Linked DNA regions of Homo sapiens: region 1 is linked to region 2. A link is a loop called in an ENCODE intact Hi-C map of the cell type or tissue named here. Cell type or tissue: heart left ventricle. All regions are shown on one strand. Each heading gives the region's core, and the rest is flanking DNA. Links, peaks and the distances in the headings are about the cores only. Region 1 overlaps TACC3 (transforming acidic coiled-coil containing protein 3). Region 2 overlaps UVSSA (UV stimulated scaffold protein A).

Evidence for each region. A loop is a pair of places that touch in the nucleus more often than their neighbours do. Peaks named below come from ENCODE experiments on the same cell type or tissue, not always from the same donor. Only the 100,000 strongest peaks of a DNase experiment are listed, where the experiment ranks them.
Region 1: it touches region 2 in a loop (9-fold over the local background); 58 of 110 quality-filtered maps call a loop at or near these places.

Annotation. Positions count from the first base shown.
Region 1 is chr4:1,721,961-1,731,356 of GRCh38, reverse strand. TACC3 (transforming acidic coiled-coil containing protein 3) reads right to left here. Exons shown (of 16, transcript NM_006342.3): 2 at 7,774-7,936; 3 at 7,487-7,629; 4 at 2,570-3,649; 5 at 395-470; 6 at 56-185. The coding sequence starts at 7,935. Among named protein-coding and RNA genes, the nearest start is that of TACC3, 5.1 kb to the right of the region's middle. RefSeq lists enhancers at 104-604, 9,006-9,396. In heart left ventricle, for the core only: CTCF peaks have their summits at 1,216, 1,419 (motif pointing right), 4,710 and 4,916 (motif pointing right); DNase peaks (open chromatin) are centred at 1,436, 3,826, 4,956, 8,396 and 1 weaker place; H3K4me3 peaks cover 2,359 bases; H3K27ac peaks cover 1,567 bases.
Region 2 is chr4:1,352,577-1,360,576 of GRCh38, reverse strand. UVSSA (UV stimulated scaffold protein A) reads right to left here. Exons shown (of 14, transcript NM_020894.4): 5 at 7,164-7,547; 6 at 5,730-5,842; 7 at 5,332-5,460. Among named protein-coding and RNA genes, the nearest start is that of UVSSA, 9.4 kb to the right of the region's middle. RefSeq lists enhancers at 1-22, 23-544. In heart left ventricle, for the core only: a CTCF peak has its summit at 4,184 (motif pointing left); DNase peaks (open chromatin) are centred at 4,191, 6,137, 6,716 and 7,226.

The DNA of each region.
Region 1 (9,396 bases), core at 1,102-9,101, 370 kb before region 2:
CTCACGGGATCCCCTCCGGGCAGACTGTGTGTGACGTCTGTGCCAGGCAACGTACCCTCAGCGGGGTCTCTGAAGCTCTCCTCTTTCAGCTCCAAGGCAGGCTGCCCCTGCTGATGGGTGGGCACTGGCTCACTGCCTGGACAGCTTGTGGGAAGCGAGGTGCTGGCAGAGTTCAAGGCTCTCTCCTGGAGGAAAGGGCAGAGTCACCCTGTGCAGTGCAGTCAAGGTACTTGGGGTGTGGCTTTGCCTCCCCACAACCTTGTTGAAGTAGACTTGGGGGAGAGGGAGCGGGACATCCCACCCCGTCACCCAAGGCTGCTGGGGGCTTCCACTGCCTGCTACTCTTCTACACGACCAGGCCAGGAGCACAGGTACCCACACAAGCACCCCTTACCTTGCTCTCTGCTGTTGGGGTCTCGGCTGCCAACTGCACCACAGGCGTGTCCTCCGCTGAGGCTGAATGCAGCTGCCTGGGGAGACAGAGTCAGCAGAGGCCCATGCCCCCCACCCCATAACCCCGGCGTCCCCTGCTCCAGCACTGAGCTGCCATCGCCTTTCCCTGCACTGCTGTGCCGGCCACGTGAACATTCAGCTAGAGCGTGCCAGGCATGGGGCTGTCCCAAGCGACCTGGCCACAAAACTGCCTCACCAACCTCACCCAGCAGGAAAACACGCGCCTTGCCTGCCAGCTCTGGGAGAAGCAGGCTGGGAGCTCTAAAGTCAGCACGATGCAGCCAAAGGGAATCACAAGGATGAGTACATCCCTTTTACTGTGAAACTGACAAAAGGCTTCAAATGTGGAGGCTGGGGCAGGTGTGGGCAGCAAGCCACCCAGGGGCCAAGGCAAGACACCAAGGGCACAAGCTGTTCCAGTATCATAAATATACAGAATAAGAATAGTTATACTAGAAATAGATTATAGATATGATTATATATGAATATCGTTAATCATTAGTTTGTAGCTTTACTCTTTATTCTAATATTATAATAATCTTTGTTCTACAATAATAACCTAGGAAACGCCGGGTGCGGTGGCTCACGCATGTAATCCCAGCACTTTGGGAGGCCGAGGCGGTCGGATCACGAGGTCATATCTAGACCATCCTGGCTAACACGGTGAAACCCCGTCTCTACTAAAAAATACAAAAAAATTAGCCGGGCATGGTGGCGGGTGCCTGCAGTCCCAGCTACTCGGGAGGCTGAGGCAGGAGAATGGTGTGAACCCGGGAGGCAGAACTCGCAGTGAGGCGAGATCACGCCACTGCGCTCCAGCCTGGGTGACAGAGCGAGACTCTGTCTCAAAAAACAAACAAACAAACAAATAACCCTAGGAAAAACCAGGCCATATAGAGATAGGAGGTGAAGGCACACGGTGAGAAAGTGACCGGAAGAGGTGTGTGAGCCCTCTGTCACGCCCGGACAGGGCCACTGGAGGGCTCCCTGGTCTAGCGGTAACACCAGCACTTGGGAAGGCACCCGTTACCTAGCTTGGTCTAGCGGTAGCACCAGTGCCTGGGAAGGCACCCGTTAATTAGACTGGGAAAGGGAGTCTCCCTTTCCCTGGGGGAGTTAGAGAAGACTCTGCTCCACCATCTCTTGTGGAATCAGTCAGGCCCGCCCGCAGCCATCCAGAGGCCTGTGTCCCTGTGATGCTGTGCTTCAGCAGTCACGCTCCTGGTCCACTTTCATGATCCGCTCTGTACACCTGGCTCTGTCTTCTAGATAGCAGTAGCAGAATTAGTCAAAGTGCTAAAGTCTTTGAAATACATAGAAAAAATAATGGCGTCAGCTGTCCTCTCTCTCCGCCTTGGCTGCCAAACAGGGAAGGGCCCAGTGGACACGTGACTTGCGTGACCTGACCTATCATTGGAGATGGCTCACACTCCTTAACCTGTCCCCTTGCCTTGTATCCAATAAGTAACAGCGCAGCCAGACATTCGGGGCCATTACCGATCTCCGTGCCTTGGTGGTAGTGGTCCCCCGGGCCCAGCTGTCTTTTCTTCTGTCTTTTTCTTGTGTCTTTATTTGTACAATCTCTTGTCTATGCACACGAGGAGAAAAAACCCACAGACCCAGTAGGGCTGGACCCTACAGGCAGGACAATCTCCCACTGAGCAACTCTAGGAGATGTAGCCTAAGACCATTCAGCCAGGAGGCAGCAGACCCACGGCCAAGACCCCAGCAAGCAGCGGACGCCACCCAGGCAGTAACAGGCTTTGCCTGGCTTTTGGAGTTACACACCCAAGTCAAGTTCACCTGAGGAGGAACATGACTGGGGGACAGGGTCCTGCCCAGGGTTGGTTGCATTTGGCTTCTGGCCTGAGCCCGCCCTTATTGGATCCCTCCTTAGGCCAGGAGCACTAAAGAGATGCATGGCAGCCAAGGCAAGGCCAAGCACCCTCAGCTGGGAGCCACCTGAGCCCTGTTTTTATCCAGAGGCCCCTCCTCAGGCAGAACCTACCCGGCCTCAAAGGAGTATCTGATGACACTTCTGGCCTCGGGTCCTGGACCACATACACTGCAGGGCAGCTGCCCCACGCCACGCTCCCCATCCCATCCTCACACTTACTGGCTCAGACAGGGACCTGGCTCCTCCGTGGCAGGCCCAGCATGCAACTGTTCAGCCGCTGGCTGGCCCAGCCTGGTCTCAGGGCTTTCTGGGGGCTGGGCCTCACTGCAACCAGACTTGGTGTCACCTCCGAACGGGATGAAGTTTGGGTCATCCATTTTGTCCCAGTCGAGGTGGTAAGAGCCCCGAGAAGCTGGCATGGGGGGGTCCTCTCCTGCTCCGCTCCTACCGTCGTCCTCCTCCACCTCCTGCGGGGCCTTTTGCTGCCTCACTGCTGCTTTCCTCAAGGGAGGCTTGAGGCCGGACCTCTCTCCCAGTCTCCTTGGTGGGGGTGCCCTTTTGCTGGTGGCGCCATCAGATACATCAAATTCTAGTTTTACAGGTCCGCTCCTCGAGGAGCTGGCCATTTGGCCTGCAGCCACTTCTTCCTGAGGACTCAGGGTCATGGCCCTGCCAGCCACCAGGTGGTTGGTTGGGGCTGTGCTCTCAGGAGCAGAGGTGTGTGCACAGGTAAGGGTCTGAGTGCCATCTGCTGGCACGGGGGTGCCCACACCCGCAGGGCAGCCCAGGGCTTCGCCAGGCAGACCCTGCAGGGGTGCTCCTCCGCAGGCTTCCTTAGGGATTGCACCAGGAGGCGAAGTGGCCACTGCTGCGGGAGCACAGACCCCACCGTGCCGGCATTCCTCCTCGGCTCCGTGCGGAGTCTCCGCTTTGCATTCTTCCTCGGCTCCGTGCGGAGTCTCCGCTTTGTGCTGGGACTCTGTCCTGCAAGGGTCTTCTAGGGTCTCAGAGGCGGGTGTCACTCTTCTGTCTAAGGAATAGGAACTAAGGTTTTCCTCCACGGCTTGCTCAGGGCTGCCAGACACTTTTCCTGGAGACACCATTTGGTTCTCAGAACTTCCTGGGCTCTGGGAAGAGCTTGAGCAGTCCAGGTCAGCCAGGGCACCTGGGCCAGACTCGCTGGAGCTGCCACTCCCAAAGGCTGGGCTTGCATCCCCCAGGAGGTCGGTGTCAGCCTCCACTGGTTTCTGTAGAATTCCATGAGTAGTTTTGGCATCCACTTCCTTGATGAGCTGTTGGCTTTTAAAAGAGACTTAATCAACGTGAAGCAGCGAGTACCTGGTGAGGTTAGGGGCCTCAGCATTCATTCTCAACATAGGTTTAACATTCTCACACCAGAAGCAGGGCTGAGTCACCCTTGGCACGGCTTCCCGTTCTCCACCCCCCACCTCAGTTCCTCAATGTAGTTCCTTCCTGTCCTCCCAGGGACCAGCTCCCGGTGGAACGGCTGGACACAACCACGTGACTTCCTCGCTGACCCCGCCCTCATGCTTCTTGGGGTTCCAAGTTACAGGGGTGCCTCTGGGCTGCTTGCCTGTTTAATTGTGCTCATCACGCGCTTTGCCAGGTGCTGGACCCAGACTCCTCCAGCAGCCTCTGCCACCCAAACAGCACTCGTCATCATGCACGAGGTCTGCCCCCAGGCCCACAGCATGCACACAGCACAGGCTGCTGCCTGGGGGGTCAGATGTGGGACAGCACACCCAAATGCCTCAAGCTGATGCCAGAGAAAGAAGCCTGGAGGCATCTCTCCCACCTGGTAGACTGGGCTCCTCAATTTCCCACCACTTCCTTTATTTTTATGTTTTTTTTTTTTGAGACGGATTTTTGCTCTGTTGCCAAGGCTGGAGTGTAATGGCATGATCTCGGCTCACTGCAACCTCCACCTCTGGGGTTCAAGCGATTCTCCTGCCTCAGCCTCCCAAGTAGCTGGGATTACAGGTGCCCGCCACCATGTCTGGCTAATTTTGTTTTGTATTTTTAGTAGAGACAGGTTTTCATCATGTTGGTCAGCCTGGTCTCAAACTCCTGACCTTAGGTGATCCACCCGCCTCGGCCTCCCAGTGCTAGGATTACAGGCAGGAGCCACCGCACCCGGCATCCACCATTTCCTGTAAAAAATCCATTCGAGCACCTGCCCACCAGCATACAGTGACCCCACCCTACTCCCCGATAGACAAGGCTGGCTGCCACCCTCTCAGCTGTCCCCTGCCTATGCTCCAGGGCCTGGCCCCAGTCCTCTGTGTGGCCTCCAGCCTGCTGTGGGCCTGTAAGTCATATAATCATTATTTCCGCCTGTGTTTCTCCTAATCACTGAAGGGTGTGCACCACTTAATGACCCTGAATTCTAACATTAAGGGACCTGACAGCATTCCGATAACACTTTAATCTGCGTGAAAACATCAGCTACAAGCAAAACAAGAAAGCTCAGTCAACATTGTCCTGTGGCTTAAACCTCACCCGAGGACATGCCCAACAGATCAGTCCTGGGGACTTGCAGGCCCCAGGATGGCCAGCAGGGGGCGTGGTAAACAAAGGTTTTCTGCATGAATCTGCTTTCCCCTTCAAGTCGGGGACTGGCAGTGCTGTGGCCAGGGACAGTCAAAGCCTTCACTGAAGGGCAGGGCTGAGGTGCAGGATGCCACCTGCAGGCACAGAAGGACCTGAGTGGCCTCTGCGACGCCTCCCTGGGATGGCGCCTGCTACAGTGGAGTGGCACAGGTGCAGAGAACACCTTCCCAGGGACCCACCTGTCTCTGGGGCACTCGCTGCTCACAATGTGGGACTGCATGGCGCAGGGCCCCTGACAGAAGAGGCGGCTGTTGGGATGGTTGGGGCTGGACTACAACACAGAGGGCACAAACACTGTTTCACCTGTTCCCCAGCCTTCAGGTCCCTGAGAAGACGCAGGGTCATGTGCCAGTGCCTCAGATAAGGGGCCCATGTCACCTGCCCTTCTCTTCCAACTCTAAGTTTGAAGATGTCAAAACTGAGAAACTGAGGGTGAGGGACCTGTCAGACTGCTCACAACTCCTCTGCTGCCCAGCTGCCACCTTGGGGCGGCACTGCCTTCCCAGGCGGCCACTCGGCTGTCCTCTGAATGACACGTGGGCAGCTGCACGCAGCGGCTGCTCTTGGTCTCATCCCACTGACGTGGGAGCACCACAGTGACCACCACCTGGGCCTCAGCAGAGTTCCAGAAAGGAGATGACAGCCACGAGTCCAAGCCACAAGCTCAGAGTCACTCTGGCTGGAGCCCCTCAGGGCCAACCTCTCAAGCCCCTCCCAGCTCCTCTACACCCTCTGCCCTATGGAGGCTGCTGGGTGATCCTGGAGGCATAGGGGAGAGGCAGGGGATCTGTGGCTCTGGGACGGATCACACCCATGGCAGCTGGGAGGCGACTTCTCTGCTGCTGGGTCTCCCTTCCTTCTTGGGGTCGTTGTAAACCAATGTTTGATTCATTCTCGCTTCGTTTGACCAAATTTCAAAAGGGGCAAAAAACAAAGTTGAAAAGTAGCAAGCAGACATGGGAAGAACTGCAAATTCAGGCTGGAGGGGTAGAGGGGAGACGGACCCAGGGCCCAGAGAAGGATGTAGGAAATGCTGCCTGCACTTACTGGTGACATTTTATCTCAGGGGGTGAGAAGCATCAGTGGTATTCTGTTCCTTATGCTTTTCTCTGCACATCTAAAATCTGCTTAAAAGTTTTGGGCCAGCCGGGCGTGGTGGCTCATGCCTGTAATCCCAGCACTTTGGGAGGCCGAGGCCGGCAGATCACCTGAGGTCGGGAGTTCAAGACCAGCCTGACCAACACGGATAAACCCCATATTTACTAAAAATACACAAAATTAGCCAGGTGTGGTGGCGCATGCCTGTAATCCCAGCTACTCGGAGGCTGAGGCAGGAGAATCGTTTGAACCTGGGAGGCGGAGGTTGTGGTGAGTTAAGATCGCACCATTGCACTCCAGCCTGAGCAACAAGAATGAAACTCCGTGTAAAAAAAAAAAAAAAAAAAAAATTGGCCGGGCATGGTGGCTCACAGTTGTAGTCCCAGCTACTAAGGAGGCCAAGGTGGAGGACTGCTTGAGCCCAGGAGGTTGAGGCTGCAGTGAGCTGTGATGGCACCACGGCACTCCAGCCTGGGTGACAGAGCGAAACTCTGTCTCAAAACAACAGCAACAACAGTTACATCAGCAAAAAACCAACAGAAAATCATGCCTCTGGGGTCCCTTCCCACCCTGGATGCAGATGAGGTGTTCCTGGGTGCCCAGACAGATTAGTTCAGCCGCAGAGTAAAGAGCTGCCACCAGGATCCTCCCTTTCTAGGCAAAGACAGACACCGCCTCGCCATCCACTTGCAGTTAAGAATCAGGTCGGCTAAAAAATTAGCCGGGAGTGGTGGCGGCGGGCGCCTGTAGCCCCAGCTACTCGGGAGGCTGAGGCAGGAGAATGGCATGAACCTGGGAGGTGGAGTTTGCAGTGAGCCGAAATCGAGCCACTGCACTCCAGCCTGGGTGACAGAGCCAGACTCTGTCTCCAGAAAAAAAAAAAAAAAAAAAAAAAAAAGTGAAGTATGAAGTTATCCAAGTATCTGATGATCGACTTTTCTGTTAGTGAACTGGCCATATGCTGCATACACTCAGTGCAGATTTCAGGAGAAATCCAGCCAAGGCCGGCCGGGCGTGGTGGCTCACACCTGTAATCCCAGCACTTTGTGAGGCCAAGGCGGGCGCATCATGAGGTCAGGAGGAGATCAAGACCATCCTGGCTAACACGGTGAAACCCCTTCTTTACTAAAAATACAAAAAAATTAGCCGGGCGTGGTGGCAGGCGCCTGTAGTCCCAGCTACTTGGAAGGCTGAGGCAGGAGAATGGCATGAACCTGGGGGGCGGAGCTTGCAGTGAGCGGACATCGCGCCACTGCACTCCAGCGTGGGCAACAGAGCGAGACTCCATCTCAAACAAACAAACAAAAAATCCAGCCAAGGCCTGATAGAACAAGACAGCACTTTCCTGCAAGAACCATCGGACAGAGAGGGTGAAGCTCCAGCATGTCCAGCAGCACCAACACTTACTTCTCTTTCTGTGTCCAGACCGGGTGTGAGTTTTCCAGTCCAAGGGTGTCATCCTGAGTGAAAGGAGCCTCAAGTTTGCTGGCCATGCTAGGACTTAGAATCCTGTGCGTCTGTGGATCCCGCAGAGGTGTCTGAAAAGTCACCTGTTGCGGAGTGAGGAGGAGAGCACCTATTCATTAGTTCAAGCTGTTACAGCCACACCAGCAGTGTCCTGCAGCTCAGAGGTCACCAAGAAAGCAGGCCCTAGGGCAACCTGGCCAGCCACACACTGTACAGGTCACACTTACCTTCATAGCTTTGGCCAGGTTCTTGGGTGGCACATTTTCTTTCTGTGACACACGAAGAACAGACGATCTTCCGGTAACTTCTGGTGGCGAAAACAGGAAGTCGCAATTTTCTGTATTTTTTTCATTGCTGACATTTTTGTCGTTTAAGACCTGCAGACTCATTCTGGAAAAGCAGAACATGTTTGTGTCAGTGTGAGGGCAACACTACCACATTGTCCAGACACAGACGTGACAGCTGCTGCAAGGGGCACGACCACTTCCCACACAGGTGTGCTCATTGCTCTGGAACTCACACCTCCCACACGTGTCTCTTGGCAGAGAAAGCCTCAGACTGAGTCCCCATCTTGCTTCAGAGACTCACTCTCCAGCCTGGCAGGGGGAGCCATGGGCAGCACTGCTGCTTCCTGGGACCAAGAGCTAAAGGGCCTTCAGGCTGAGATGGTGAGAAAGAAAACCCAAGCCTGCATAATCTCTACTGCTGTATTACTATATCAAGCAGAAGTCAAGAGACGGAAAAGCCCGGGCCAATAAGAAACCCGGATGAGCCAGAGGAAGCCCTGGTCTCCCCACAGGCCTCTGCGTGTGACGTGAGGCAGGACCGGGCAGTAGAGGGCAGAAAAGCAGGACAGCGGCTCTGGTCTGCTCTCTCCCACCGGGCTAGGCAGCGGGACAAGACCAGGCTGAGAGGGTGAAGGCCCAGAGGAGGAGCTGGGAGACGATGCGCAAACAAGGGAAGCCCAGAGCTGAGCAACAGGTGCCAAGGAACTTCCACATCAGAGCCTCCAGTCAGTCCCAGGTTCCAGGGCTGCCCAGGTCCTCACGCCGGTCACCCACACACTTGCCACCCTTTCTGTCTACAGCGTTCCCAGTCTAGGGAATGACGTAGGGAAAAAGGCTGCCAGAGAGAACCGAGTGTCGACCAGGGCAGGAACCCCACAGGCACCTGGTGGTGGAGGGGGACCTGGGGAGGCTTTGATTTGAAGAAGAGCAAAGTTGGGGAGGGTCCTGGAGAAGAGAGAGGGGGCAGCCCCGGCAGGTCGGTGCTGCAGCTTGAGAAGCCCACTGTGGTGCTGTGTGTGGGTGGGGAGGTTAAGAGCAGAAGGGAAGCAGGGAAACCACAGGCTTCTGGAGCCCAAGGAGTAGATGCCAGACCAGACCCGGGCCTGGCCACTGGCACATATGGGACTTACGGACGACGCTTAGGTTTTCGCCCTGAATAACTGGGTACAGGGCAGGGGAAGGGGTGCTGGATCGCTGGGGGACCCGCAAGCCTCGAACTCAGGGAGAAAGTGACTCGGAGGAAGCCTTCTGGCGGCCTGGAGGAGCTCGGGAGAGCAGCAGACCCAGCCTTAGTCAGGAGGGGCCTTTACTGACTATGGAGGCCCGGGAGGGGCTCTGGGCAGAGAAGGGACCGGCCCCAGGCTGGTGCTTTGGTGCTACTCTGGTGCACAAGAGGGATGCGGTGCGGGGGGAAGGTGGAGCGGCGCAGCAGGTGCGGGGAAGCGGTAGGGGCCCAGGTGTCCGCCGCAGGCGGCCTAGATGGAGTTGGCCCCAGGACGGAGGCCGGAAGGGACCAAAGAACAACAGGAGGGTCCGCGTGCTGGGAGCCAACAAAGAGCCAAG
Region 2 (8,000 bases), core at 1-8,000:
GCCAGCCTCTGGGCGCGGCCATAGCACGGGTTTGTCAGGCGCACTTACATTCATCAGGAGGCCAGGCCTGGACAAGGAGGCCGGGGCCTACACAGCTTCTCCCGGGCTCAGCTTCCCTGTCTGTAAAATGGGGTGGAAAACCGATCGACCCCACGGGGCTGCTTTCCAAACGAAAGGGGTAACAGCATGGGGCGGTGTTTCAAGGAGCGCTGGGCTTGTCTGGCAAGCGCCCTGTGTTTTGCAGACAGGTACTGAGGGACGGTGAAAGCCCAAAAGACGGGTCTGTGCCACCGGTGTGGGAGGGAGGGCTGGCACAAGGCCCTGGCTGGGCCTAAGATGTTCTCCCCGTGTTCCCTGTGCTGACTCCAGAGAACCTGTGTATCTGCACCCCGCCCCCCGTGGGCAGCCCTTGGGATGCGGTGGCGCACACAGCGGCTTGGCCTTCGGCGTGATGGAGGGGCCCCATCACCCAGGAAGGTTGTTTCCCAGCCCTAGGGCGGTACAAGGTTTCCCAGCAGCGCTGATTTAGGTCCCTCCTCCCCTGCCTGTGCCTGGTGGGTCCACGTTTCATTCCTGGGTTTTCAGTTTCTGTCCCTTTCACCTCCTGGAAGTCAGACACTCCCATGGCTCCAGAGCATCACAGAAAACTTTCCCTCACGCACAGCAGGAAAAGGAGGTGGGGCCTCGATCCCAGGGGCTGACAGGGTCCCCGGGAGGCTGTCAGCTGCATCCTGGAGCCCACTGAACATCAGAGGGCAGAATGCTTCTGGCATCTAACTCCAAAGATCAGAGCTTTGGTGGTGAGGCCGGTGGAGGAGGCAGGCAGGCGGCCGACAGAGAAAGAAAACCACAGAGTCGGGGGGACGACTCTGGTTCTGTGGGCAATGGAGGATGCATCCACGGCCAAACCCATGTGGCTGCCACATCAGACTCAACATCGGCGAGAACAAAAACAAACCCGTATCTTTCAGCCACGGAAACAAGTAACCCGGTAACTAGCAGAAGGAAAGACAGAGCCACGCTGACGGTACTAAAGAGAACGATGCTTAAGATGCGTTTCTGACTCACTGGCTGATAGGAAATTAATATTTTGTTAATTACACAATACAAAGTAATTGGTGATTTGAGCTATGTAATTTGGCAGCAGGCAACGTGAAAGTTTCCAGAGGATTTTTATCAGCTCAGCGAATGACGCAGCCACGGATGATCACACCCACCCTACAGCGCGGCAAGGCTGGACACGCAATCTACCAAATGACGCTGCACATTGATCCAGGAGATTCACCCTCGGCCTGCTCCCAGACGGAAGCCACACAGAGGCACTCCAAACGCACAGCACACATATTCAAACCAGCGTTGAGTATTTTCTGAAGACGGAACATCTGTCCCCAGACGGAAGCCACTCAGAGGCACTCCAAATGCACAGCACACATATTCAAACCCGCCTAAGTATTTTCTGAAGACAGAACATCTGCGTCAAAAGGAAAACAGTATTACGTAGAAACCAAGTGGGAAATGTTAAAAAGGAAAGACACGGTGTCTGCTCCCGGGTGGCTGCCCGAGGAGAGCCTCAGCACGAGCACCGGCCGGAGACAGCACGAGGACGGGCTGGGCCTTCCGGGGCTAGGCTCCTGCCTCCTGCCTGCAGCTAGCAGCGTTCCATGTTCCCATCTCCTACATGTTAGTTGGAAGTTCTAAACATATTTAAATCAGGCATGACTGAATTAGCGTGCCCTGTTCTACACACGGAGTTAACGACGCCAATCCCCGTGCTAAATGGGGAGACACGGAGGGAAGTGATTTAAACCCTCTGTAAATTTTATTTGAAAATTAACGAGGAGCACCTCGTCCATAATTTCTAATTAAAATGGCTCTAATTAACGTCCACGTTTGTCAGCCAGCCCCACCTGCCGCACACACGCCACTCGGACGCAGCGGCCGCGCGGAGCCAGGAGGGAGATGGGCAGATACTGCAGTGGTGCCACGGCATCTATTCTGGGAAGCATCGCTCACCTGAGCTAGGCGAGCCCGCCAATCACTTCATCTCCAGGCAGCTCCTTGCACTCCAGCTGCCGGGAGCAAAATCTCCAAGGACTTCAGAACGGTGCTTTAAAAAGAAACCAGTTTGCGGAGAAGAGTCTAGAAAGTGTCCATTCAACTGACAAATGGGCAGCGTGGCGCCTCCCTTCCCACCGGAGCTGTGACATCCTCAATCCAGCCTCACAGGCCCTGCTGCCCTTGCACACTCACCAGCTCTGAAGCACAGCTGGGGCACATCTGCTGGCCAGACCATGTGGTCGAAGGGGACGAGGGGCCCTCCAAGCACTGTCAGTCCTGGCCGCAGACACCCCCCGCCCAGTGCCACCACTCAGATCTCAAGAGGATGCACACAGATGGGTCAGGAGTGGGCCCCGGCCAGCAGGAGTGAGGAAGGACAGTGGGATGGCAGCAGGCCCTGGGCGCTGGGTCAGGGTGGCTGCCTGTGTGCCAAGGGCTGGGGTCACGCGCCACGGAGGGACAGTGCTGGCGGCTCCACCACGTGGGGCGTGAGATGCTCATGTGAGAGTCACTCAGAAGCTCAGAGACAGCTAACAGTGTCGGCGGGGTCCCCGGGACCTGGTGGGTGGGAGCAGCAGCTGCTGGGGTCCTTCAGGCGGCCGTGCCCTGCCCAGTACCCTCCTGCATGGCCTGGCCCACACCCGTGTTATGGGCCCTGGCCCCCACAGACCAGGCCCTGAATATAGCATCCCTGAGGCAGGAGGGGCTAGTGCTGCCTCCAGAAGGGCACGGCCAGCAGGAGCCTGCAGCCTGCAGAGGTCTGGGAGGCCAGCACTCCTGAGCCCACACACGGCAGGAGCCAGGCTGAGCTGAACACTCATGAAGAGCACGCAGGGTCCCTGGCACACAGGGGGAGTCTGCATCCACCAGGGTGAGGTGGAGATGTGGGTGCAAGTCAGCCATGGCTGGGAGCCTGCAGGCCTCGCTGGTACCGTGGCCGCGCTGAATTAGAGTCCTGACTCGGGGAACGGCAGCTCCTCATCCTCACCCAAGCAGGCCGAGCTGCCAGCAGTCCCGGAGGCTGCCCAGATTCACTTCCACCAGCCAACCCCACTTGGAGGGCATCCCAGATGCTGTAGAGCTGTGAGATGCAGGCAGGGGTAGCACCAGGCATTCCAGAAGGTTCCACTGCCAGAATCTCAGGCCAAGAAGAGCCACCTGGCTGCCCCAGCCCCAGCACTGCTGCTGGTACTAAAGGACTGTGCCAGCTGGAGGGGCCCAGGCCTGATGAGACCAGACCATGCCACCCATCAGCCCCCCTCTGCTCTGTGGACCCTCACCAATAACCAGCTGGAGGGGCCCAGGCCTGATGAGACCAGACCATGCCACCCATCAGCCCCGCTCTGCTCTATGGACCCTCACCAATAACCAGCTGGAGGGGCCCAGGCCTGATGAGACCAGACCATGCCACCCATCAGCCCCGCTCTGCTCTATGGACCCTCACCAATAACCAGCTGGAGGGGCCCAGGCCTGATGAGACCAGACCATGCCACCCATCAGCCCCGCTCTGCTCTGTGGACCCTCACCAATAAGCCAGCTGACCCAGGGGTTGCCACTGCCAGGCAAAGGCCCACCGGCCACCTTCAGACAAAACTGTCTGCAGACTGCAGAAGCCGTGCCAGGTGAGTCCAGGGCAGCAGGTGCACCGGTGCAGTGCCTGGTGCAGGGTCTCAGCGTGAGGCTCCAGCAAGCCTTGCCCATGCCGTGGAGACCGGGCAGTGACCTTGAAAGGGCCTCAATGTGAGCCACAGGGAAGTGCCCGTGACCCCAGCCGGCAGCCCCCACGCAGCCCACTAGGCAACAGTGACAGGGGCTGGCATAGGGGCCCGGTCCTGCGGCTGCCATCCTGTGGGCCCAAGTGTGCTGGGCATGGGCAGTGGGCTCACCCTGATCTTGACATGCTGACGGCACTCACCATCTTCCTCCCAAGCCTAGACCAGCATCCTTTCGCATTGCAAAAAGTATATTTTCGTCACAACTCACAGAAGTATTTCCTTGTGGAGCAAGGTGTTGACCAGCACCCACAAACGCGGCCACACACCAGCGGCGAGGCCAGTGGGCTCCCACATGTCTATAAATTCTCCGGGAGTCAGTTTCGGACTTAAAGGAGAAAAGCAAGCTCGCCCTCTGCTGGCCCCTGGGGGGGCTGCACACCACCACGTTGGGGACGCGGGGCCACTGACCTGGGGAAAACGACAGGCTCAGCATTTAATCGAGAGGAGCTTCCCCACCCCCCAACTTCCAAGGCCCCGCACGTCTGCTGCTGTGGAACCCAACCTCTTCCTCAGCAAGGAGCACAGTGTCACTTCCACCCCAAAGCTTTCCTTAAAGTGGGGAGAGCCAAAAGGCCACCATCTCCTAGGCCAGGGCTGGATTTGGGGTCCGAGCTCAGGGGTGTTGGGGTTCAGGGCTTGGGTTCCTGAAGGGAGAGGTGCCTGAGAGACAGCACTGCTGTGGGAGCTCAGGGTGGCCGCTGTGTACCTCCAGTCCTAAGGCCCGACTGTGCTGGGTGCTGCCGAGGACGTCTGCAGAGGACCCCAGCTCTCAGGCCCCTCCAGGCACCGAGGCCCAGATTTCCATTCCATGCTCAGCCAGTTCAAGGTCCCTGGCACAGCAGTGTGCTGGGCACCCCCACCCTCGAACGGCTCCGACACACCCAATGCGACGGTCTCTGCTCCCAGCTTCACCCACCAGAGGCACCCCAAACCTCCCTCCAGCCTCCAGCCCCTCGCGGCAGCCCTGCCCCTTCTAACCCCGTGCTCCCTGCTCAGGGAAGTGCAGTGCCCCCATGACCCTCCCAAGCCCCTCGCAAGGCCCAGCAGACAGTAACCCAAGTCTTCACCCCAAGTGGGCACCAGTGCCCGCGCTGACCCTCCTGGCCGTCTGAGGGTTTGCCGAGGGTCTCTCCTCTGGTGGATACAGTGCCTGCCAGGACAGGTGCCGCACTGCTGATGACTCCCTAGAAGGAGTCACGGGGGGGACAGCCTGACTGGTGGCTTCCTGGAGGCGCGCACAGCACTCAGCACTTCTGCTCAGCTACCATACACGGCAGCCGGGCAACACCCGACAGCTGCACTGTCCCCTCTGCCATGGTGATGACCCTGGGCTCACAGGAAGCCCTCGCTGGGGAGGCAGGTCCTGCTGAGGCTGAGTGGGCTTGGGGTGTGGCTGGGGTCCGCCGGGCCCACAGGCCCAGGGCACAACCCCCCCACAGCTTCTCCTCCCCCACTGAGGCCTCTGGGACCCCTTCCCGCTCGCCGCCTGCCCACTCACCCTGCGCCTTTCCCCTCCCTCAGGCTCGATGTCCAGCTCCTTGTATTTTCTCAGTACGAGCTCCAATTCAGCCTTCAGGTCAATGGCACGCTTTAAACATCCACCGTGGGTCCCGACGCGGGTGAAGCGCTGCGAAACGGGGGTGCGAACAGCTCAGGGGCCGGCCGGGCAGGACCTGGGAAGCTGTCCTGCTGGGAGGCACATGCCAGGTCCACTGGCCCGGGGGGTCCCTGGCACACCTGGGATGCAGAGGACAAAGCTGCGGGTGAGGGACAGAGCCCTCGCGGGTTAAGGGCCATTCAGTCACCGGGCCACAGTCCCCCCAAGAAAGGGACCCCCCCCATGCATGGCACTCTGCACACGTCCCTCCACCCACAGGTCCCAGGTTCGAGGCTCACCTGGATCCACGAGCACACAGCCGGCAGGAACTTGTTCCGGATGAGCTTGAGTGTGTCGCGGGCGGCGTGGATGAGAGCAAGGTTGTCCTCGTTCTCCTGCACCTTCAGGCCCTCTGGGGAGAAGCACACAGAGGTCACAAGAGGGCGCCGACTGGCGTCTCCCACAGGCCCCGGAGAGGCAGACCATGCAAGGAAGGCTGCTCTAGCCTGAGGGGAACCTGCCAGACGCCCATGCCTGCCCCCGGGAATCCCAAACCTGATGCTGTGAGAAGGAAGTGTTTTATTATCTTAGAAAAGAACACTGTGGCTTAACACCAAAGCCTCCCCTCACACGCAGCTCCACTGCCTGTGTCTCAGTCTCCTTGGCTGCAGCCATCCCATCTGGAGGGCGAGACCACCCACAGCCTCTTCTACTCACCGCCCCCACACGCCGGGCACAGAACCTTCCCCTCCACAGCCCACGCCACAGGATGGCGCCCCTCCAGCCCAGCCTCACCAGCCCCCACCCCCCCGGCCTCTCCTCCGCTGGACACCCCAACTCCAGTTCTGCCCTGCCGTGGCTTCCCCCGCTGTGGCACCCTCAGTGTCCGGCGCAGGGCAGAGCTCTATACAGGCGAGGACAGCCCAGGCTTGCAGCAGCGGTGTCCACCCCGCACAGGCCTGCAGCCTCACTGCTGAGGCACCTCTGGGCAGCTGAGACCCGAGGATCAGTTCTCCCAGCAGCTTCCCAGCCCGGCTGCCTCCTGGCCCTGGTGAAGGGACACCTGCTGTGCCTGCTTCCAAAGAAGAAGGTTCCTCAAAGAGAGCGATTTGAAGCCACACACATACGCAAAGGGCCCCAGCCTCCACTCACACCCCAGGGGGGCAGCAGGGGGCTTGGGAGGAAGCTGGGGCTGGGGGGCGGGGGCGGCTATGTCTCTGCAATCCTCACCCACCCAGGCTGCAGTGCCAAGGCTGCCCGTGGCCATTTCTGGAACACATTTTCCTCCCAGCAAGGGCCGGTGCTACCTGACCCCTCATGGCGACACGGGACCCTGACAGGCCTGTGAGCTGACGGGATGCCCACACAGCCTGCCCAGGGATCCAGTCACTTGGAGGTCAGGCCTGTGCTCCCTCATCCTTTGAGGACCGCAACAGCCTCACGACCCCACCTCACCCCAATCCTGTGGGTCCTTACTCTGCCCACAGCCTCACTGAGGTGGGGGCTGCCATGAGCTCTTAGAAGTGTCCCTGTGGCCACAGAGGCCTGGCATGGGTGGGGGGAGCCCAGTGCAGAGGCCACACAGAAAGGAAAAACCTGGTGGTGACCCCTGACCTAGCTCCCCAGGGGAGGCCCCTGCATCCCCAGGCTCCTGGGCCGGGTGCCAGTGAGGGAGGAGCCTACCCGGGAGCCGGGGCAGGGTGGCGCCACAGAGACCCCGCGAAGGCAGTTACCTGAGCAGAGCTCCACATCCAGCGTGTACTTGTGCGAGCCCAGCCCGTGGCTCCGCACAAACTCCTCGAGGTCGCTGTCCTCGTCCTCATCTGAGGGGTCACCTGTGGCTGTCTGGGATGGCTGTGCCCCGCCGCCCGCTCTGGGGTGGCCTGCAGAGGCAGGCAGGTCTCTACTGCAGCAGGGCTGCTCCCCGTCCCGGGGGTCAGGGGTGCCAGACCGGCAGGGGCCCACCTGGCCCGCGCAGGAGGAGCGAAGGGCATCGGACATGCCAGAAGCCATGCCAAGGGATTCCGTCTCCGGGTTCGGGTCAAAGTCAAAAGGCACCAGCAGCCTAAAGCAGCTCTCTACCTCCGTCAAGCAGGATTCAATTTCTCCAGACATTTCTGCCGGAAGATCAAGACACCTGTTTGCTGCGCTATGTGGAGCAAAAGCACCAGCCCACTCAAAACCACACTCAGAGGCCCACTCCCCGCAGGGTGTCACTTTTCAGCACCAGGTGGAATGCAGTGGTGCAATCACAGCTCACCCCAGCCTCGACCTTCCAGGCTCAGGTAGTGCAGCCGCCTCAGCCTCCTGATTAGCTGGGACTACAGACACGTGATGCCATGCTCAACTAACTTTTCTGTAGAAACAGGGTCCTGCTATGTTGCCCAGGCTGGCTTTAAACTCCTGGACTCAGGCGATCCGCCTGCCCTGGCCTCCCAAAGTGCCGGGATGACAGGCATGAGTCACCGCGCCCAGTCGTGTGCTGCACTTTTTAACCGCTTACTAGAGCACCCAGCTCAGCAGCTGGGCCTGCAAGGCAATCTCTGTGTACCTCTGGGTAGCAAGCACGA